2 separate regions of the Homo sapiens genome follow, and region 2 is linked to region 1. A link is an interaction called in ENCODE POLR2A ChIA-PET data of the cell type or tissue named here. Cell type or tissue: CD4-positive, alpha-beta T cell. All regions are shown on one strand. Each heading gives the region's core, and the rest is flanking DNA. Links, peaks and the distances in the headings are about the cores only.

The links. Peaks named below come from ENCODE experiments on the same cell type or tissue, not always from the same donor. Only the 100,000 strongest peaks of a DNase experiment are listed, where the experiment ranks them.
Region 2: POLR2A ChIA-PET joins it to region 1 with 25 read pairs; 13 of 35 experiments call an interaction of 5 or more read pairs at or near these places.

What each region holds. Positions count from the first base shown.
Region 1 is chr6:35,597,532-35,608,210 of GRCh38, reverse strand. The region is part of intron 5 of FKBP5 (FKBP prolyl isomerase 5); the gene reads left to right. It also overlaps the pseudogene RPL36P9. Among named protein-coding and RNA genes, the nearest start is that of LINC03135, 59 kb to the right of the region's middle. RefSeq lists a silencer at 5,545-5,839 and an enhancer at 6,514-7,019. In CD4-positive, alpha-beta T cell, for the core only: no CTCF peak of the experiment used is centred there; DNase peaks (open chromatin) are centred at 5,510, 6,220, 6,740 and 7,430; H3K4me3 peaks cover 3,190 bases; H3K27ac peaks cover 6,844 bases.
Region 2 is chr6:35,679,761-35,691,751 of GRCh38, reverse strand. It overlaps FKBP5 (FKBP prolyl isomerase 5), which reads left to right and starts at 2,837. Exons shown (of 11, transcript NM_004117.4): 1 at 2,837-2,948. RefSeq lists silencers at 2,608-3,457, 8,294-8,494 and enhancers at 3,718-3,807, 3,828-3,897. In CD4-positive, alpha-beta T cell, for the core only: no CTCF peak of the experiment used is centred there; DNase peaks (open chromatin) are centred at 531, 2,711, 3,671 and 7,041; H3K4me3 peaks cover 2,942 bases; H3K27ac peaks cover 1,195 bases.

The sequences.
Region 1 (10,679 bases), core at 2,680-10,679:
AGTGTCTCTTGTCCTCATCTTTATGTCTGTGTATACTCAGGGTTTAGCTCCTACTTATAAGTGAGAACACGCAGTATTTGGTTTTCTGTTTCTGTGTTAATTCACTTAGGTTACTGGCCTCCAGCTGCATCTGTGTTGCTGTAGGGGACATCCTTTCATTCTTTTTTATGGCTGCATAGTATTTCATGGTATATATGTACCACATTTTCTTTTTTTTTTTTTATTTCAAGTCTGTCAAGCTATTCTTTATTTCGGAGAGAGGGCAGGGCAGAGTGCTCAGTCCTTGGCAGCGGCTTTTGTCATGGTGGCCAGGACATTGCTCAGCTCCTCCTGCTTCCTCTTGGTGCATCCCCACCCTTGTCTTGATGAACTTGAGGGCCCATTTGTCCTTGGAGACCTTCAGTAACTCCATGGTGCACCGCTCGTATGGGGTGAAGCCACACAGCTCTCAGATCATGTCCGGCACGAACTTGGTATATTTGGTCAGGTGCCTGCAGCAGCGGCTGTGCCTGGGCGTCCTCATGTTCTCGGTCACCTTGTGGCCCTTGTTGAGGCCCATGGCCATAGGGCAGCACAGAGCCATGGCCGCTGCTCTCCAATGGTGGCCGTGGCAGAAGGAAGCCCACATTTTTATCCAATCCACCATTGATGGACACCTAGGTTGACTCCGTGTCTTTGCTATTAAGAATATAACTGTGCTTAAGAGTAAGTGCTGTGTGTGGCTCATGCCTGTAATCCCAGCACTTTGGGAGGCCAAGGTGGGATGGTCACTTGAGCCCAGGAGTTTAAGACCAAACTGGGCAACATAGTAAGACCCCATTTCTACAGAAAAAAAAAAAAGGCCAAGCATGGTGGTGCATGCCTGTAGTGCCGGCTACTCAGGAGGCTGTAGTGGGAGGATCATTTGAGTCACATTTATACCACTGCAGTCTAACCTGGGCAACAAAGCGAGACCCTGTCTCAAAACAAAACAGGCTGGGCGTGGTGGCACATGCCTGTAATCCTAGCACTTTGGGAGGCTGAGGTGGGTGGATCATTTGAGGTCAGGAGTTCAAGACCAGCCTGGCCAACATGGTGAAACCCTGCCTCTACTAAAAATACAAAAATTAGCTGGGTGTGGTGGTGGGCGCCTGTAGTCCCAGCTACTTGGGAGGCTGAGGCAGAATTGCTTGAACCTGGGAGGTGGAGGTTGTAGTCAGCTGAGATTCTGCCACTGCAGTCCAGCCTGGGCAACAGAGTGAGACTCTGTCTCAAAAAACAAACAAACACACAAACAATGCTGCAGTAAACATGTCAGTGTAAATGCCAGCTATCTTTCTGATAGAACGATTTATTTTCCTTTGGTTGTATACCCAGTAATGGGATTGCTGGGTCAAATGGTACTTTGATTTTTAGTTCTTCGAGAAATTTCCAAAACTGCTTTCCACAGGAGCTGAACTAATTTCCATTCTCATCAACACTGTTTAAGCATTCCCTTTTCTCCACAACCTTGCCAACATCTGTTCTTTTTTGACTTTTTTTTTTTTTTTTTTTTTTTTTTTTTTTTTTTTTGAGACGGAGTCTCATTCTGTTGCCCAGGCTGGAGTGCAGTGGCGCGATCTTGGCTCACTGCAACTCCCGCCTCCCAGGTTCACGCCATTCTCCTGCCTCAGCCTCCCGAGTAGCTGGGACTACAGGCGCCCACCACCACGCCCGGCTAATTTTTTAAAATATTTTTAGTGGAGACGGGGTTTCACCGTGTTAGACAGGATGGTCTCGATCTCCTGACCTCATGATCTGCCTGCCTCGGCCTCCCAAAGTGCTGGGATTAAAGGCATGAGTCACAGCGCCCGGCCTTGACTTTTTATTAATAGTCATTCTGACTCAGTTGTGAGATGGTATCTCATTGTGGTTTTGATTTGCATTTCTCTGATGATTAGTGATGTTCGGCATTTTTTCATGTTCGTTGGCTGCTTCTTCGTGTCCTTTGCCTACTTTTTAATGGGGCTATTTGCTTTTTTCTTGTTGATTTGTTTAAGTTCTTTTCTGGATATTAGTCCTTTGTCAGATGCATAATTTGCAAATGTTTTCTCCCATTCTGTAGTTTGTCCATCTGCTTCGTTGATAGCTTATTTTGCTGTGCTGAAGCTCTTTAATTAGGTCCCAACTGTCAGTTTTTCTTTTTGTTGCATTTGATTTTGGGGACTTAATCATAAATTATTTGCCTAGGCAATGTCCAGAAGAGTATTTTCTAGCTTTTCTTCTAGGATTTATATAGTTTCAGGCCTTACATTTAAGCCTTTAATCCATCTTGAGTTTGTTTTTGTATATGGTGAGAGGTAGACGTCTGGTTTCCTATTTGGATGCCTTTTATTTCTTTCTCTTGCCTGATTGCTCAGGCTAGGACTTGCCGCATACTGATTGCTGTGGCTCAGTACCATGCTGAATAGGAGTTGTTAAGAGTGGACACCCTGTTTTTTTCCAGTTCTTAGGCGGAATGCTTCCAACTTTTGCCCGTTCAGTATGATATTGACGGCTGGGTGCAGTGGTTCACACCTGTAATCCCAAGACTTTGGAAGGCCGAGGCAGGAGGATTGCATGAGCCTAGGAGTTCAAGACCAGCCTGGGCAGCATAGTGAAACCTTGTCTCTACTAAAAATAAAAAAAATTAGCCACACATAGTGGCATGCACCTGTAGTCCCAGCTTACTTGGGAGGCTGATGCAGGAGGATCACTTGAGCCTGGGTGATACAGGCTTCGGTGAGTTATGGTTGCACCACTGCACTCCAGCCTGGGCAATGGAATAAGACCTTGTCTCAAAAAAAAAAAAAAAAAAAAAAAAAAAAAAGATATTGTCATAGGTGGCTCTTATTATTTTGAAGTATGTTCCTTTGATGCTTAGTTTATTGAGGGTTTTTTATAATGAAGGGATGTTGGATTTTATTGAATGCTTTATGCTGATTGATTCTGAACATTGATAAAGAGGTATATATATATATCTTTAAATGATTTGTTCAGACTTTAATGGAAAGTACTAGTAAGAATAGCATGTAGAATTTCCAAATCACCCCATGTGGAGTGGGGAAATAGAGGAACAAGGAAAACTTCATCAATTGAGCAAAAATTGTTTTAAAAAATAAGAAAACACGGGCCGGGCACGGTGGCTCACGCCTGTAATCCCAGCACTTTGGGAGGCCGAGGCACGTGGATCACGAGGTCAGGAATCGAGACCATCCTGGCTAACATGGTGAAACCCCATCTCTACTAAAAATACAAAAAATTAGCTGGGCATGGTGGCGGGCGCCTGTAGTCCCAGCTACTTGGGAGGCAGGAGAATGGCGTGAACCCGGGAGGTGGAGGTTGTAGTGAGCCGAGATCACACCACTGCACTCCAGCCTGGGCAACAGAGCGAGACTCCATCTCAAAAAAAAAAAGAAAACACTGTGTAGAAAACCAAAGACAAGAATAAAACCACTCATATCAGTGATTACAAAAAATATGAATGGGATAAAGTCACCTATTAAAGGCAAAAGGTCTCATAAAGTGAGAACAACAACAGTATCTAGCTATGTGTTCTTTATAAATGAAACACTAAAATCAAAAAGGTACCAAAAATTGAAAATAGAGGAAAGATTACGTCTGCCCATATTGAGATCTGATGGAGCTGTGAGACTTTACATTTTTGTTTTTCATATGCTTTTGAAGTATTTATGAATGTCCTGGGATATAAGTCTAGGAATAGGAGCAAATTCTTGAAACCATTTTATTATATGTTTTCACAAAATAATGTAATATGGTACTTGGTCTAAAGTGGCCAGTGTTTATTCTTTCAAATATTTTGGATTTATATAATTTCTTTCTTCCAAAAAGTTATCTTCAAGTCTTCAGGTAGAATAAAATCATAGTAGAAAATAAGTCTTTCTGGCCAGCCATGGTGGCTCACGCTTGTAATCCCAACACTTCGGGAAGCCAAGGTGGGAGGGTTGCTTGAGGCCAGGAGTACAAGACCAGCCTGGCAACATGGTGAGACCCCATTCTTAACAACAACAACAACAAAATAGCCAGGCGTGGTGGTGTGTGCCTGTAGTCCCAGCTACTAGGGAGGCTGAGGAAGGAGAGTAGCTTGAGTCCAGGAGTGTGAGGCTGCAGTGAGCCATGATCACACCACTGCACTCCAGGCTGGGCAACAAAGTGAGACCCCCAACTCAAAACAAAAACAATAAAGAGGCCGGGCACGGTGGCTCACACCTGTAATCCCAGCACTCTGGGAGGCCAAGGCTGGAGGATCACTTGAGGTCGGGAGTTCAAGACCAGCCTGGCCAACATGGCGAAACCCCATCTCTACTAAAAACACAAAAATTAGCTGGGCATGGTGGTGCGGGCCTGTAGTCCCAGCTACTTGGGAGTCTGAGGCACAAGAAGTCCTTGAACTCGGGAGGCAGATGGTTGCAGTAAGTGAAGGTTGTAGTGAGGCAAGATCACGCCACTACACTCCAGCCTGGGCAACAGAACGAGACTCTGTCTCAAAAAAAGAAAGAAAACAGTCTTTTGTTGCTGCTGCTGCTGTTGTTGTTGTTACAAAAAAAAAAAAAATTCCAGCCAATTGGCCATTTATTTTAGAATAGTATTAAAAAACAAAGTTTCCATATCAATATAAAATTTGTATAGCTTCCTAGAATTTATTAAAATAGGAATACTAATAGATTCAAAAAGGAAAATTTGTATAAATTAGTGAAAATTACCACCCTGTCCTTAATGCCCTATTTTAAGATTAGTCATTAAATAAATATTTACTTGCTGGCCCTGAACTCTGTGCTGGGTACTGTGAGGCACAAAAGAAGTACAAGATACTGCCTTTGCCTACTAAGAATTTTATTCATACTTTGACAGCTTTCTGTGTTGAACCAGTAAATGTTTTCTTACACAGAGCTCTAAAACATGTTTAATCTGGTATAATTTACCACTAGGCACAGGAAAATAATTATAGCTAACATTCCTTTAGTTTGTCTCTGTATATCCACACTTAACAACAGCATTTTCACATGATAGACACCCTGACATATGAATGAATGAATGAATGAATATCAGGTGCTAGATTAAAAGCTCTAATTCAGTATCTAATTTAATCCTCTCAACAATTATCATTTAGCTAGTGTATTATCCACATTCTATCAGTGAAGAAACTGAGCTTCAGATCACTTTAATTACCTTGCCCAAAGTCATAATTGAAGTGGCAGAATGGGACTGGAATCCAGGTCTAACTCAAGTGCTATAGTGGTGTGAAGGGAAGACTGGTAAGGGTTGGTGTTCATGGAGAATTTGTTGCTGGGTGTATACTTCTTGTTTAGATTTCCTGTTTTGAAAACATTCAAACTTGATCAACCAAAAGAAATCATTTGCATAAATGTTATTCAGTTCCAGGAGCCAGGTTCCACGCCTGTTAGCATCTGTCCGTCAGTTCTGTAAGCAATCTTACAGTGGTGTGTGTTCATCCTAAGTAGTACAAAACAGTGCAGAGGAGGAAGGCGGACAGCTTAGGGGAAATCTGACCACCATGCGTGTTGGAAGTATTTCTCTTGTTCTCCTGCTTTTAGAAAGCCATCTCTGCTTGCTTTTTCAGGGGGTTATTAAGATCCTACTCTCTTGGATACTGTGCTCTATTAGGCAGGAGACACAGGCAGAAAGAAGCTCACTTGGCATGAATTAGGCAACAGAGAAAACTCTTGCTCAGTGGGAGTAACCTGTCACAACCTGGTTTTCTCTGGCCAGATAACCAGTCTTGTCGAGTAGTAATGCCATTACAACATTCCCATTCAGATCCTCATGACCCAGTAATTGTTTTGAGAATGAGTGCAAAGCTATCAGACACCAACTACTATAATTAGAAAAGGGAAAAATAGACACTTACCAGAGCTAATGTCTTTAGGCTGGAGCATTTACAGCTTTTTGTTTTTTGTTTTTTAAGTTATGGAGCCTCTTTCTCAGTTTTGCTTCCTAAAATACAAATTGCATGGTTTAGGGGTTCTTGCATTTCATTTTTGTTACTGCTGTGCACTCTCTTTCCTTTTTTCCCCCCTATTTTAATCGGAGTACAAATTGCTGTCAGCACATCGAGTTCATGTGCCAGCCACATTCAGAACAGGGTGTTCTGTGCTCTTCAAAACAAAATTGCTCTAGGGCAGTAAGAGAACAATAAGTCAGAGCTCCAGTTTAAGTGATGTTTTGCAGCTCGCTTGATGTGGTTACACTCCGATTGCGCAGCTAAGCTTGGGTAATTTGGTTTGGTTTGACTTTGTGGGGATTTGGAGGACCTCCCTCCCCCTTTAAGTTACATAGTCTTTAAGTCAAGAAAAAAATGTTGTCTCTTTTTAACTTGTTTATTTCTTTCTCTACCAAAAAAGCCCTAAGTAGAAGCATCCTGTATGTACTTTTATTCTCTTTGGGCATGTCATAGATGATTTACTTCCCGTAAATCATGCTGGTTGGGATTAGCAACAGACCTCCTGAGCCCTACAGGCTGCACTCCCAGTGAGTCACGATGGTTATTATTAAATATTTATTAAGTTAGTATTTGCACTAAAAGATGCCAGGTCAAAAAGCAACCACAGGGCTTCCACAGCCAGAGCTGCCATGGTTTTTGTTCTGTTTTGTTTTGGTAGGAATTTTTAAGATAACATTAAAAAGAATAAGTGGAGCTATAGGAGCTAGGCTCATCTGCATCTGTTACTGCAATCAGGGCCCCTACTGTGGCAATCAGCAGTCTTTCCGTGGCTCCAAGTGGTGTGTGAGTTCTTGTCAGCAGTCTCGTAGAACTTTTCACATCAGTGTTCCAAGTTTAGAAACCAGTTAACCCAGCAATGCCCTTTGCTACTTGTAGATGTAGAGAATCAATGGGCTGTATTCACCATGAGGCTGTGATACCTCCTTTTACTCTGACATTCCGAATGTTGTCAGTATTACAAGGCGATGGTTTTGGTTTTTTATATAAACTGGGGTGTATATGTCTGGATGTATATCCGTTTAAGATTTTATAGTACTGCAGGGTCCAATTGTGAAGGGTTAGATTTACCAGGAAAAAAAAGATTAGTCCACATGTAAAGTAGAAAATATTTATAAGAGCTATCACAAATGTTTACTGTCCTATTACAGCATCAGACACTAGTTCTGTCATTTATTGTCTCTCTGAGAAGACTAGCTACAATGAATGTTTTGCTTTCTTAATTATGCCTTTGTTACAGTTTGACTTTTTTTTGGCATGGTTACTTCATTTATCTTTCCCAACATGTTTATTAGTAGCCAATCTTTTTCCCTCACTAATGATGGGTTATCACATCTAAAGAGAACTTCTGAAATTACTCATTTAATTTTAATATCAAGTACATACATCAAGCTGAAAAACAGCCTAGGAAACTAACGCACAGGCAGGAATCCTTGCAGAGTCTCTGGATTTCCTGTTTTGAAAACATTCAAACTTGATCAACCAAAAGCCACAACAAATGTACTGATAATTTCCTCCCCCACTAAATGTACTCTCCTTAAGGGAGGAAGATGATACTTCCAACAATAAACTTCAGACAAAAAAAATCTGTTAACTAAGTTGTGAGCTACTAGGACAATAAATCTCTATACTTGAGACATTCCACAATACATGAGAAATTTACTTTGCTCAGCAAATCTTTTTTTTTTTTATGAAAAGTGTTATTAGTCTAAATTTCTTGGGCAGAGTTTTAAATATTTAGAAATGCAAACTTTTTAGAACTCTTAACCTCCTTAGAAATATCAATTTTTACTCCAGTAAAAATATCTTTTTTTTTTTGAGACGGTCTCACTCTGTCACCCAGGCTAGATTACAGTGCCGCAATAACAACTCACTGCAGCCTGGAACTCCTAGGTTCAAGCAATCCTCCCACCTCAGCCTCTCGAGTAGCTGGGACTTATAGGTGTGCGTCACCACCCTCAGCGAATTCAGTAAAAATATCTTAAGCCTCAGACTCCCTGTAGAACCTCTCTAGTATGCATGTACAGTCATATGCTGCATAACATTTTGTTTAACAGCAGATTGCACATAGGACAGTGGTCCCGTGAGATTATAATTCCATATCTTTACCTTCTCAATGTTTAGATACACAAGTACTTACCATTGTGTTACAGTTGCCTACAATATTCAGTACAATAACATGCTATACAGATTTATAGCCTAGGAGCAATATGCTATACCACTTAGCCGAGGTTATAGTAGGCTGTTCCATCTAGATTTGTGTAAGAACATTCTAAGATGTTCCCACAGTGATGAGAATACCTGATGACACATCTCTCAGAATGTATCCCCATCCTTAAGTGAAGCGTGACTGTATTTGAAAAAGTTTAAATTTGAATTTATTTTTTAAATGTTTTCCAATTCAGAATGAACTTTCAATTTGCTACAAGTTAATTTTATCTAGAGCATTCTAAAAGTAAGTCTAACAGAAGGAATTATCAGCATTTATGAGTGTGGGACATAAACTAAAATGCCATATGCGAGCTCTACCAAGCCACTCCAACTCTAGCCCTTGTTTGGAGGAGCTGACTCAAGAGTTAGGCCCTTTCTAGTTTGGCCCAAGTTTCTTAGACCCCATTCTGTGTCTGCAAGGGGAACACATCAAGATGGTATTAATACTGGTGAGTTAAAAAAGAGTAGTGAGTACTCACTTCGGCAGCACATATACTAAAATTGGAACAATACAGAGAAGATTTAGCAAATCGAAAAAAGAGAAGAAAAGGGTAGAACGCTTTAGAGCATAAATGTCCAGGGGACATTTCGGCCCCTAGTGTCTACACCATTTCTGTTCATTCTTCAGTTTTTCTCATTTCTCAGGCCTGGGCTAGGGGTAATTCAATTAAATTATTAACTGCAGGAATTAGATTTGAAGCTGGTTTCTGGACTATATTGATATTGAGAGTGATATTACCAGGTCATAGAATCATAGAATTTTAGAGCTTCATTGAGATCATGTAGTTCAAAAGTAGAATAAGTTAGATTTGAATTTTTATTTGGAAGGTAATAGTTGTTTTATTGGGCATGGAATGAGTATAACAGAACGAGTGATTTTTAGTCTCTCTACAAGTTGTTGATCTAAAGTAAAGTAGATCAGCCAGTGTTAGAAAAGAAGCATTTTAGGAAATCTCTAGATTTGAATATAGGCTATTATGTTACAGAAGTAGGAATAAAGGATTTTCTTTCTTTTTTATTTTTATTTATTTATTTTTTTATTTATTTTGAGATGGAGTCTCCCTCTGTTGCCCAGGCTGGAGGCTGGAGTGCAGTAGCGCAATCTCAGTTCACTGCAACCTCCGCCTCCCAGGCTCAAGTGATTCTTGTGCCTCAGCCCAAGTAGCTGGGATTACAGGCACGTGCCACCACACCTGGCTATTTTTTGTATTTTTAGTAAAGATGGGGTTTTGCCATGTTGGCCAGGCTAGTCTCAAACTCCTGACCTCAGGTGATCCACCCGCCTCGGCCTCCCAAAGTGTGGGATTACAGGCGTGAGCACCGCGCCCAGTCAGGATTTTCTTATGAAATCCAAATTATCATATTGCTTGGTGACTGTTATGCTGTCATACCAGCCATCCATTTTTCTTATTACATCAAAAACTTAAAATAGAATACCCTTAATATTAAAAGTAGTTGTAAAGTTTCAGAGAATTGTTTTTCCTAGAAATAAAGAGTCTAGGCCAGACCTGGTGGCGCATACCTGTAATCCCAGCGCTTTGGGAGGCTGAGGCGGGTGGATCACCTGAGGTCAGGAGTTCGAGACCAGCCTGGGCAACATGGTGAAACCCTGTCTCTACTAAAAATAACAAAATTAGCTGGGTGTGGTGGCACACACCTGTAATCCCAGCTACTTCGGAGGCTGAGACAGGAGAATTGTTTGAACCCAGGAAGTGGAGGCTGCAGTGAGCAGATATCACGCCACTGCACTCCAGCCTGGGTGAGACAGAGCAAGACTGCGTCTCAAAAAAGTCTAACTCATCAAGAAAAAATAGATATCTGTATGCATTTTTTCTATTTTGTCTTAAAATATGAGAAAAAGCCTCTTATTTTAATATGAAATTACTCTGGGAAAGAGCTTGGTAAATTGGGGTGGAACGGGGAATTAGGCCTCCCAAAATTGACCTCCTAATATTTCAGGGGAGGTTATTAAGTAATTTGATTTGTGAAGTTATAGTAGACTATTGATTCTTTCACACTTTACATTTATTATTTCCAGTAAGGGATATAGCTAAGATAGTTATTGATGTTGTTGTCTTTGGATTTACCATTTTTATTCAGATATATTTGTGAATGAGATTAGGACTCTTAAAGAAGAAGGAGCATCTGTATTCATTTAATCTTTGTATATCATTGGAGAAATAGCCATTTAGTTGGCTTTTTGGCCCAAGCATCTGAAGCCAAGATGCAGTTACAGATGTTTATATATTTGATATTAAATTTGTGGCATTTGATAACTTTATTAAATAATTCAGCATCTCTTGACTTTGTATTATAGGTGAGGAAACTTCTGTCACATAGTAGGCTTAGAATAAACCTGTGTTTCTGGTTTGTTACCCACTAAACTGTCTTATTGATACAAATATCAGTAATTACAAGTTTAATTTAGAAATATGGTTGCTCCTAAACTTTCAGACTGGGTAGACTAAGCTTCACCAAGACACACTGTGTG
Region 2 (11,991 bases), core at 1-8,000, 86 kb before region 1:
TTCTGAAGGGCAGTAATGTTTAGGGAAAATGCAAGCACATGTGTTTCCAAATGCCAAGGAAGGCAAGTGCAGTGATCAGAGTGGTTTTCTGGGAGAGTGGGTGGGGCTAGCAAGGCTGCCATCGGAACTGTGGAACTGACTGTTCTCCACAGACTCTGGCCTAGAAAAAAAAAGAACCGTGTAGCTGTATCTACAGGGCCTGTTGTTGTTGCTGCGGTGTATTACAACACAGCCTGGCAGCCTCCCCTGCCTTTCTGTCTTCCTCCTGGAAGAGCCTGGTCCCAGACATGTGACACGTCCACACAGCCCTCTGCAGATTTGCCCACACTGCTCCTCACTGTTCCCTCAATTATTAGGCTTTTCCAGGTCTGCATGCTTTTTGCTCACGCTGTCCCCTCCTGCCTGGGAGTCCCTTTCCCCCTTGTCCACACCCCTCTGTCTGGCAAACACCTACTTCATCTTCTAAGATTCAGCTCTACTGTCAGGTGACCTCTTCAATGACGCCTTCCCTGCCTCTCGTAGGAAGAGCTGATTCCTCTTTCCTTGGCGCCTTCCATTGTGCCCTATGCAGACATCTGTCACAACCCCTGTAACATGAAGAGGAGAACTGACATGTTACGTGTATGTCACTGTCTCCTAATGAAGCCCTTGAGGGTTGGGACATATATACCCTGATAGCATAGAGCTTAATATGTGCTGTTATTTTTATTTTATTTTATTTTATTTATTTATTATTATTTTTTTTGAGATGGAGTTTTGCTCTTGTTGCCCAGGCTGGAGTGCAATGGTGCCATCTCGGCTCACTGCAACCTCCGCCTCCCGGGTTCAAGCGATTCTTCTGCCTCAGCCTCCCGAGTAGCTGGGATTACAGGCATGCGTCACCATGCCTGGCTAATTTCGTATTTTTAGTAAAGATGGGGTTTCTCCATGTTGGTCAGGCTGGTCTCGAACTCCCGACCTCAGGTGATCCGCCCACCTCTGTCTTCCAAAGTGCTAGGATTACAGGTGTGAACCACTGTGCCCTGCCTAATATGTGCTATTATTAAGCATAGTAGATGCTTAATCAATTGGTATTAGTATGCAGAGGAATTTTGATCAACTTTGTTTTTCTGCGTTAATGAACAAATACATTGTTTCAGTGACTCCCCTCGGCAACTGGTAAACAGGGAAGCTTCTAGGCACTGAGGACAGACAAATGACTGAGACAGAACCCCTGCCCTCGAGGCGGTTTCAGTCTTGGCTTTATTTGTCTTTTCTGCAGACATCATCACCCTTTTTTTTTTTTTAGAATGGAGTCTCGCTCTTGTTGCCCAGGCTGGAGTGCAATGGTGCGATCTCGGCTCACTGCAACCTCTGTTCAAGCAATTCTCCTGCCTCAGCCTCCTGAATAGCTGGGATTACAGGCATGCGCCACCATGCCCGGCTAATTTTTTAAAATTATTTTTAGTAGAGACGGGGTTTCTCCATGTTGGTCAGGCTCGTCTCGAACTCCCGACCTCAGGTGATCCGCCCATCTCGGCCTCCCAAAGTGCTGGGATTACAGGCGTAAGCCACCGCGCCCGGCGCCCAGGCATCATCTCTTGAAGGCAGCATGGCGATTTCTGGACGAGGCTCTTCATAAATGTTTGAATGCAGTATAGTGCAAAGAGAGCAGGTTTGGAGCCAGGAGACATGAGTTCTAATCTGGCTATGGGATATTAGGTTTCCATAGGTAACTATTAGGTCCCACGTGTAACTAGCTATGGGACATCAGGTTTCTGTTTCCTTAAAAATGAGAGAGTTGATTAGAGATTCCCTAAGGCCCAGGTGCAGCTCCTGCATCTCTATGGGAGTAACTCAGAGGTAGCCATCTGGTTGGCAGTCTACCTTTCGGAGTTGGCGGAAGAACTCAGCCGTTTTGTTTTTGTTTTTGTTTTGAGATGGAGTCTTGCTCTGTCACCAGGCTGGAGTGCAGTGGCGTGATCTCGACTCACTACAACCTCTGCCTCCCAGGTTCAAGCGATTCTCCTACCTCAGCCTCCCGAGTAGCTGGGACGGCGCGCGCCACCAAGCCCAGCTAATTTTTGTATTTTTAGTAGAGACGGGGTTTCACCATGTTGGCTAGGATGGTCTCGATCTCTTGACCTCGTGGTCCGCCCACCTCGGCCTTCCAAAGTGCTGGGATTACAGGCGTGAGCCACCCCACCTGGCCGAACTCAGCCGTAAGGCCTCTTCCTGTTTTAATCTCCTGGGATCTCCTGCTTGAAAGGTAGCAAGCCAAGAGAAAGTATGGTCTTTACAGTCACTGGGTGTCCAGAGGGAGGTGATATCTGCTAAATTGGTTCTCGAGGTGGGATTTCCCCAGTCCCGACTGGGCATCTTAGACTTAATGGGGTTGCTTCCTAGGGCTAACCTGGCCAGCTGACCTAACAAACAGCCTGGCCTGCCCCTCTCCGGCCTCTAGGTAGGCCCTGTGGACAGATAGGAGGGGCAGTGCCTTCAGAGAGACGATACAGATGGGAAGTCAACTAGCTTGCTTAGGCATTAATTTCTCGGGAGGTAAGAGATGTGAGGGGGTGTCAGTTTCCACCATCCCTTCTCTATGGCCCCCACAAAGGGCAAGGGCCAGACACGTGGGCTGGCGTGGGGAGGTGGAGGAGCAAATGATGGGGGCGGGGCCTCATTTGCATGGACGGCGCGCGGCCACCAATCCGGACAGGCGGATCGACAGCCCGCGCGCCTTTTGGGGGCGGACTGACAGCCCCGGGGCCCTATGGAAGGCGGGTCCTGCGGCCGGCTGGGGCGGGACGGCGCCGGGCGCTGCCCCGGGGATTCGGGCCGGCTCGCGGGCGCTGCCAGTCTCGGGCGGCGGTGTCCGGCGCGCGGGCGGCCTGCTGGGCGGGCTGAAGGGTTAGCGGAGCACGGGCAAGGCGGAGAGTGACGGAGTCGGCGAGCCCCCGCGGCGACAGGTACCGGCGCCATGGCCACGGAGATGGGGCGGCCGGCCGCGGCGCCCCGGGAGCCGAACGCCCTCCTTCCAGGTCCCGCCGCGGTCGCACTCGCTGCCTCAGCTCCCACCCCCACGCGGCTTCGCAGCCCAGGAGCCGCGTGTCGCGGGGGAGCGGGGTCCGGAAGCCTCGAGGGGAGCGCGCGGGAGGCCTCGGCCCCACTGCGGCGCCCCTCGCCGCGCCCCAGGGGCCGCGGGGCCGGTGCTCCCCGCGGGAGGCGCGGAGACTAGTGACCGCGGGCGCCGCTCTCCGCCCCCGCCGGCCTCTCCCGGCAGAGGCGAGGCGGGTCGCGCCCGCCCGTCCTCACTGGGCTTTTGTTTCCCGCCCGGGATGACAGGTCCCGCTCCGCCTCCGGTCTCTGGCCCCCGGCTCTCCCCGGACAGGCGGCCGGACCCTCAGCCGGCACCGCTGCGGGCGGGAGCCAAACTTCGCTTTCGGGTCCGGGCGCCGGGACAACCGGACCCCAGGGCGAGCCGAGCGCCGGGACGCCGCGGGCGCGGGGCGGATTCGCCCACCTGGCGGGGCTGTGAAGGGGATGGTGGCGGGGTGGCCGCGCTCCGGGTGTGGACGGGCGGTCCCCGCCTTCACCTGCCGCCTCGGGACAAGCGTTGGGGAACCGCATCGCCGCTGTCGGCCGCTTGTGGAGGAGTCCGCGCAGCGCCGTCTAACAGGTGATCCGCGTCACTCCCAGGCCATACCGAAGCGGCTGAACGCTGTGCCAGGGCTCCTTATGCTCTTCTGTTCTGGGACGTGAAAACGTCTTCCGCCTTATTGGTCGTCCAAAAAGGTGCACCGGTCACAGTATAAGAGTCAAAAACCAGTATTACCAAAAAGACACTACGAGCGTCAGGGTGCAGAGTGGCTTTCTTCGATTAACGAACCGGCAGGACCATCGTAGTCTCTAAAATCGGGTTCTGCAGTGGTGGCGAAAGCGTAGTAAGTTTCAAGTTGTAAGCGGAGATGCAGAATTGTAGATACCCTTCAGTGTGGTTCAGGACAGTGTGTTCAGCGTTTGGCCGCCGTTCAGTAAATTCTGCATGAAGCAGTTTGAGCTCGTGGTTTTGGATTTACTTTTCAGGAGTATGTTTTCCAGTGGAATAAGGCTTACTACTGAATGGGAGCTTTCTTTGCCTCTCTGAGTGTAGACAGGAGTGTTTATTTTCATTGTCTTCCCATTTTGTTAGATTGTGGACAAGGGAAAAGTTAAAGCATATTTTGGTTAAGTATTTTTAATAGTCTGGGATTCTATCCACCTCCTCCATAAGGGTTTTTACTTTAGAGAATTATAAAGTAATTCTCTAAAGGGAGCTGCTTCTCTTGGTGTTTGAATCAAAAGCCAAGAATCGACTTGAAAAAAATTCTTATTCTGGTGGGAAATTTTTATTGTCATACTTTCACTTCACCATTTTCTGTTTGTCTCTCCCCCAGCTGACCTCTGCCTGACAGTCTGCAATTATGGCCCTGACCAATTTAGAGATTCTATACAAATGACATTTTTAAAACGAGGGTTATTAATACTCATTATTTGTGAGAAACACTTTATTTAGTTACCCAGTTTTTTTCTTCTAATGTGTCTTGGTTGATATCTGTATTAGGTAAGATTTATACTTCGGAGATTAAGTTTAAGTTAAGAACAAAGTTGCTAATCTTGATTTAATTATGCTAGTTTATTATTCATTGAATGGTCATTTTACTTATTTGCCTAGGTAATTACAGTTAGCTAATAGCTGATAAGAGTTCGCCATTGAACCATCAACTCTTCAACCAATAATTGTGACTATTTTAGATTAAAAAGAATATAGTGGTCTTTATTGTTTTATTTCTCCATAACAAGCTATGAGGTCTTTGTATGTTTCTGAGTCTTTAATTCTTTTAGTTATGGGAATTTTGGGTGAATTTCTTTTTTAAAACATATTTTTAATCAGTTCAAATGAAAAACTTAAAATATTGCATTAGGCAACTTATTAAATCTTTAGTTATCTGTTTATTCTTGGAAAATAATGCATATTTTGGGTTCAGTTTAGTTTCCTAAAGGCTTCTCTGCTTAGGATGAATTAGTCTGGAGAGGAAAGAACATCCTGTTTGTATACCTGTAGAAGAAGTTACTGCTGTTAAAAGCTAAGTTGGCTTTTTGATGTTTAGTGTGGATAGGTTGAACAATAATTCATCCTCACGTTCGGAGGGCTTATTCTATGTAAATAGTTGAAAGGAACTGGATAAGACTGTAGCTTCCATTATTTTTTATCATTTATATAATTGCTCTTTAGTGTACTTAAATATATAAAATACTATTAATAATTAGTTGTTTATTGTCCTTATTCTGTGATGATGTATGTATATAAACCACATACAATAAAGTTGCATTTCATAAATTTATTTACATATGTGTATTTTAGTATTTTAACTATAAAAGTTAAAGTTTTATTAACTTTAGGTTTAATTAAAAGCCCATTTTAAAATTTAGTTTTTAGATATTTTAATTACTGATTTTTCTCTACTTTAACTTGTAATAGATGATATCATAAAATTATCAACTACAATTTCAGTTTCAAAAATTAAGCATAAGTTGAATTCTCAAATCCACACAATAAACATTGGGAGTGTTTTTAAAGCCATTTACCCTCAGGTATAACTCCTTTTGAGTTTGGAGGTGATAGTAAGTATTTTTAAATAAATGAAGCTACAGAAAACAAGGGCTTACATTAAAACAACTAATTTTGAGGCTAGATCAAATGCCACTATTATAGACATTAGTTTTGCTTTTTTTTTTTTTTTTTTTTTTGAGATGGCGTTTTGCTCTTGTTGCCCAGGCTGGAGTGCAAGGGCGCAGTCTCGGCTCATTGCAACCTCTGCCTCCCGGGTTCAAGCGATTCTCCTGCCTCAGCCTCCTGAGTAGCTGACACTACAGGCCTGCGCCACCATGTCCGGCTAATTTTTGTATTTTTAGTAGAGACGGGGTTTTGCCATGTTGGCCAGGCTGGTCTCGAACTCCTGACCTCAGGTGATCCACCCGCCTCAGCCTCCCAAAGTGCTGGTATTACAGGCGTGAGCCATCGCGCCTAGCCTAGTATTGCTTTATTTAACAGTAATATGCTTGCTGTACCCGGCATGAAGAATTCCTCTAAAGACCATTAATTAAAATAAGTTTTCATAATTCCTAAAGAATAATCTATATTATACATATTGGCACACTAAATTTTGTAATTCATGTTTAACAAATATCTGCATTTTATAATTCTGAAACTATTTGAACTTTACAACTTAGCTGATTAGTAGATTTTGTTTTTTAAGTATTTTATATTTCTAAATTTTTCTGCAGTACATTTTAGTGCATTTTAAAATTCTGACATCATATCCCCAAAAGTATAAAGAAAATTAAATCTACATTCAGTAGCGACTGGGTGGTGGTGGTATGTATGTCACATAACTATTGATTTAAAACAATAACCACTTAAGTGTAATTTAATTTGCAAATGAGATGTTTATTTACTATGTAAAAGACAGTACTGCCAAATGAGACTGGCTAAAATAATTTACAGTGGGGCCATATGTACTAGCAGGTTACTAACAGATTAATAAGGATATTTTAACAATATTTAGAACACTAAAATTCCACTACTCAAAATAATTTGTACTTCTTATAGTAGTTTGAGAACCTACATTTTATGCTTAATTTAGTATTTACTTCTAGTCTTTTTTTTTTTGAGTCGGGGTCTTGCTTTATTGCCCAGGCTGGAGTGCTGTGGTGTCATCATGGCTCACTGCAGACTTCCCAGGCTCAAGAGATCCTCCTGCCCAACCACCTGGTCTCAAGTGATCCTCCCACCTCAGCCTCCCAAGTAGCTGGGGTTACAGGCACACACCACCACACCTGGCTAATTTTTAAAACTTTTAATTTTTAGTAGAGATAAGGTCTCACTATGTTGCCCAGGCTGGTGTCCAACTCCTGAGCTCAAGTGATCCTCCTGCTTTGGCCTCCCAAAGTGCTGGGATTATAAGTGCGAGCCACAGTGCCAGGCCGACTTATAGCCTCTTGGAAAACATTTGGTTAATGAAAGTGAAGGTCCACCAGAGGGAGTGTGGGGTCTATATATTTGTTGTATTTGTTTTTTACCCTTGGTCTGGAATCAAAACATTTAAAAAATAAGAATAAGATTTTATTTTAGTTCTCTAAAACAATCAGTCAAAAGATATTGAAAATTGTGATTGTAGTTGTTTGGAGTTGCTGTCATTTTTGTTATCAAAATCAAGGCTTAATCAAGGCTGTTTTTCTTCTTAGAAAAAGGTGGCGAGGTGCAGTGACTCACGCCTGTAATGCCAGCACTTTGGGAGGCCAAGGCACGTGGATTGCTTGAGCCCAGGAATTTGAGACCAGCCTGGGAAACATGGTGAAACCTCCTCTCTACAAAAGTACAAAAGTTAGCCAGGTGTGGTGGAGTACACCTGTAGTCCCAGCTACTTGGGAGGCTGAGGTGGGAGGATCACTTGAGCCTGGGAGGTTGAGGCTGCAGTGAGCGGTGATTAAGCCATTGTACTCCAGCCTGGACAACAGAGCGAGACCCTGCCTTAAAAAAAAAAAAAAAGATACAATTACTGGAAAAATGAAAATGATGTATTTTCAAAGTGAAATAATGGGTTTTTAAGTAAACAGTCACACATCTGTGAAAGCTAAGGAATGTCCAAATTCTTTATTTTATTATTATTATTTTTTGAGACAGGGTCTTGCTCTGTTGCTCAGGCTGGAGTGCAGCGGTACAGTCTCCGCTCACTGCAACCTCCATTGGTTCAAGCGATTCTTCCTGCCTCAGCCTCCTGAGTAGCTGGGATTACAGGTACACACCACCACGCCCAGCTAATTTTTGTATTTTTGGTAGAGACGAGGTTTTGCCATGTTGGCCAGGGCCAGGCTGGTCTTAAACTCCTGATCTTAGGTGATCCGCCTGCCTCGACCTCCCAAAGTGCTGGGATTACAGGTGTGAGCCACCATGCCCAGCCTAGGAATGTCCAAATTCTGATAATGTTTTATAAGATTAAAAATATAGGCCAGGCCAGGAGGTCAGGCGTTGGAGACCAGCCTGGCCAACATGGCAAAACCCCATCTCTACTAAAAAAAAAAAAAAAAAAAAAAAAAATTAGCCAGTCATGGCAGTGCATGCCCTTAGTCCCAACTACTCAAGAGGCTGAGGCAAGCAAATTACTTGAACCTGGGAGGTGGAGGTTGGAATGAGCTGAGATTGCACCACTACACTCCAGCCTGGGCAACACAGTGAAACTCCATCTCAATAAAAAAAAAAGTATATATATATACCAGGCATGATGTCTCACACCTGTAATGTCAACACCTCAACACTTTGGGAAGCCAAGGCAGGAGGGTTGCTTGAGCCCAGGAGTTAGAGACCAGCCTGGGCAACATAGTAAGACCCCATTTCTACAAAAAATATAAAGTTCTCCAGGTGTGGTAGCTTGTATCTGTGATCCCAGCACTTTGGAAGGGTGAAGCAAGAGAATCACTTGAGCCCAGGAGTTCAGTGCTGCAGTGAGCCACCATACTCCAGCCTGGGGGACAGAGCAAGACCCAGTCTCAAATACACACACACACACACACACACACACACACACACACACACACACACACACACACACATATACGTATATATATACACACACACTTTTTTTTTTAAAGAAAGAGCTTGGGATATATATTTCTATACTTTTTTTAAGAAAAAGATTGGAAGAGACATATATATACACACAGACACATACATACATTTTAAAGAGATTGACGTATGTTTTTAACCTTTTTTTAAAAAAGAAATGGGATATATATATATATACTTTTTTTTCTTTTTTTTTTTTTTTAAAAGAGATTGTTTCTTGCTCTGTCACCGAGGCTGAAGTGTGGTGGCTAACTGCAGCCTCGACACAAACTCCTGGGCTCAAGCAATCCTCTTGTCTCAGCCTCCCAAAGTGCTGGGATCCCAGGCCCAAGCCACCATGCCTGGCTTAAAAATGTAGTACATTTGAATTGTATCCTTTTGAAATTGTTCGTTTTTTGGAAAGAAGAATAAGAGATGAAGAAAAATCAGACTGGAAGAGGGTTGTTTTTTCCCTTTTGTAGTTGCAAATCCTAAGTGGGCAGTGGTAAATTTCTAGAATCATTTGTAGCATTCTGTTTTAAACTTGGCAATTTAAAGATGTTATAAATGAGGAGTCCCCAGAAAATGGTCATTTCATTATCAAAAGCAGGGTTGCAAATTTCAGATTGATCTTTTCAAAAGTTAGATTTGTACTTGTTCTCAGTGTTCCTATCTCTGGAAACTAAAGAACCTCCTCCATTGTTAGCTGAAAATTGCACAGTGAATTTGAAAGTCAAGATGTCCCAGTCATGGACATAATGCTGCGATAGGTTACTTTTTGGAATGGAGAAAACATCTTAGAGATTGAGTCTGCATCAGAATATATTCTGAATGAGCATGGAATGTTCTTTACCCATGTTAGATATTAATTAATTAAGTTTTTCCATGTTTAACTTTTTTAAAAAAGCAAGACAATAAAAACAGTCTTGTAATCTGAACACATATTTTGGGTTTTGTTGCTAGCATAAAAATTATTACCTAGTGGATGGTAACACTGTTTTGAAATTCTAGCTTGGAGGAGATGTTTGTTACAAGAGAAAAGGTGTTTCATTGAAACCTAACAGGGTAATTTACATGGAGAGATACTTGTTTCTCTTTTGAGTTATTGTTAGGTTAAGACATAAACTTAGAAAAATTGAGATGCTCATCTTTCCCATCTTAGATTTACTTTCACTATGAACTTTATAAATTCTTTTTTTTGAGACAGTCTCACTCTATCGCCCAGACTGGAGTGCAGTGGCGTGATCAGAATTATTCAAGCTTATGTATGTGTGTGTATTACACATATATTACACATATGTATAAATATCAAATATCTTTTTTACATTATATATAATGGTATATATGGTTGCTATATGTTTTATGTGTGTATAGCAGTATCTATCTATACTGCCTTATTTCCCAGGCATATTTATATGCGAAACTTTTTTTCTGTGAAATCTTATTGTACCAAGAGGAATAAGTATATATGCCCACAAAAAGACTGGGTCATAGCAGCTTTTTTCACAGTAGGAATAAACTACTGATTCACATAGCAACATAGATGAATCTCAGAAATACTGTTCATAGCAAGAGAAGCCAGGCACAGATGAGTATGTATAAGTGTTTATGATGCCATTTATGAAAAATACAAGAACAGGCAAAACTAAGGTATGGTGATAGAAATCAGGACAGTGGTTGCCTCTGGGTAGGGGTTGTGGTTGACTGGAAAGGAGCACAAGGAAACTTTCTGGCATGATGGAAATATTCTGTAGCTTGACTTGGGTGATGGTAATTCAGTTATATACTTTTTGGGTAACTTCGTTTTCATGTAATTTTTAACTTACAGAAAAGTTGCAAGACTAGTACAAAGAGCTTCCGTATACCTTTATCCAGTTTTGCCAATTGTTATATACATTTACTCAAACATATTGATTCAAACTTAAGATTTTATAGTATGTAAATTTTACTTTAATAAAGGAAAGAAAGCTAAAAAAAGTGTTGAAAATGAGGATGATCTTGTTATCTAAAAAACATGAAATACCTCAGTTAGGAATTAACCAGTGGTTTAATAATGATGAGAAAAAGAATCGTTGGCTGTCTTTTGTCTTCATGTATATGTATTTATACTGCTTTTCACTAAAGACTCATGACATGTTTCTGTTAGAAGAAACAGGATCCTCAAAACGATTCAAGGTAGAACTGCCTACAAGGCAAACCTGCTTTATTTTGTTATCCTACACATGTCACCTAGGGAATGTGACTGAAACCTAGCAATAGCTTTCTGGGAATTGGAAGTTGTGACTGTTTCTGTTAAAAGAGTTGTATACCTACAATGTGCTAGCTGTTGCAAAGACATGAACAGTTTTTACTATCCTAGAACTTAGCCAAAGAAGAGGAGGCATACAAATCTGGTTGTTGTTTTTGGGTGGTGCTATTTTTCATAGGCAGGAAAGACATTGGTGTTTGTAAACTAAACTATTCTTGATCATTGGTAAGTGGTAAATCTGTCACTGTCTACTAGATTTAATGTTTCCACAGCCTCAATAGTGTGATTTGATTTAGATTAAATCAATTTAAATCATAGCTTAAACAATAATGGCTAAAAAAATTCAACTTTCCAATTCTACTACTTATTTTATGTAATTTTTAGTATGTGTTCATTACAATTTAGTATTAGGCATAATTAATGGATATTGGTTCTTTTTGTTTTTTCTTTTGAAACAGGGTCTAATTCTGTTGCCCAGTCTGGAGTGCAGTAGTGCGATCATAGCTCACTGCAGCCTGGAACTCCTGGGCTCAAATGATTCTCCTGCCTCAGTTTCCTGAGTGGCTGGGACTATAGGCGTGCACCACCATGTCTGGCTAATTAAAGAAAAATTGTAGAGACAGAGTCTTGCTGTGTTGCTCAGGCTGGTCTTGAACTCCTGGCCTCAAGTGATCCTCCCACCTTGGCCTCCCAAAGTGTTAGGACTGCAGGTATAAGCCACTGTGCCTGGCCTGGTTCATTTTTTTAAATCTTTTTTTTTTTTCCATCTACATCAGAAAGTTGTTTTATTTGGTCATATAGTCGAGTAGAAGATGTTTGAAGTAACTGGAGGGCTAACCAGATGCTTCAACAAATTAATCATTGATATTCAACATAAACATTTATTTTGCCTTTACTCATGAAAATAATAAAGTTATATGACCTATATATTTTTATTTATAAGTTTTTAAATTTAATATATTTTTATTTCAATAGCTTTGGAGTACAAGTGGTTTTTGGTTACATGGATGAATTATATCATGGTGAATTCTGAGATTTTAGTGCATCTGTTACCTGAGTAATACACATTTTACCCAATATGTAGTTTTTTATTCCTTTCCCCTGCCCTCTTCTGAGTCTC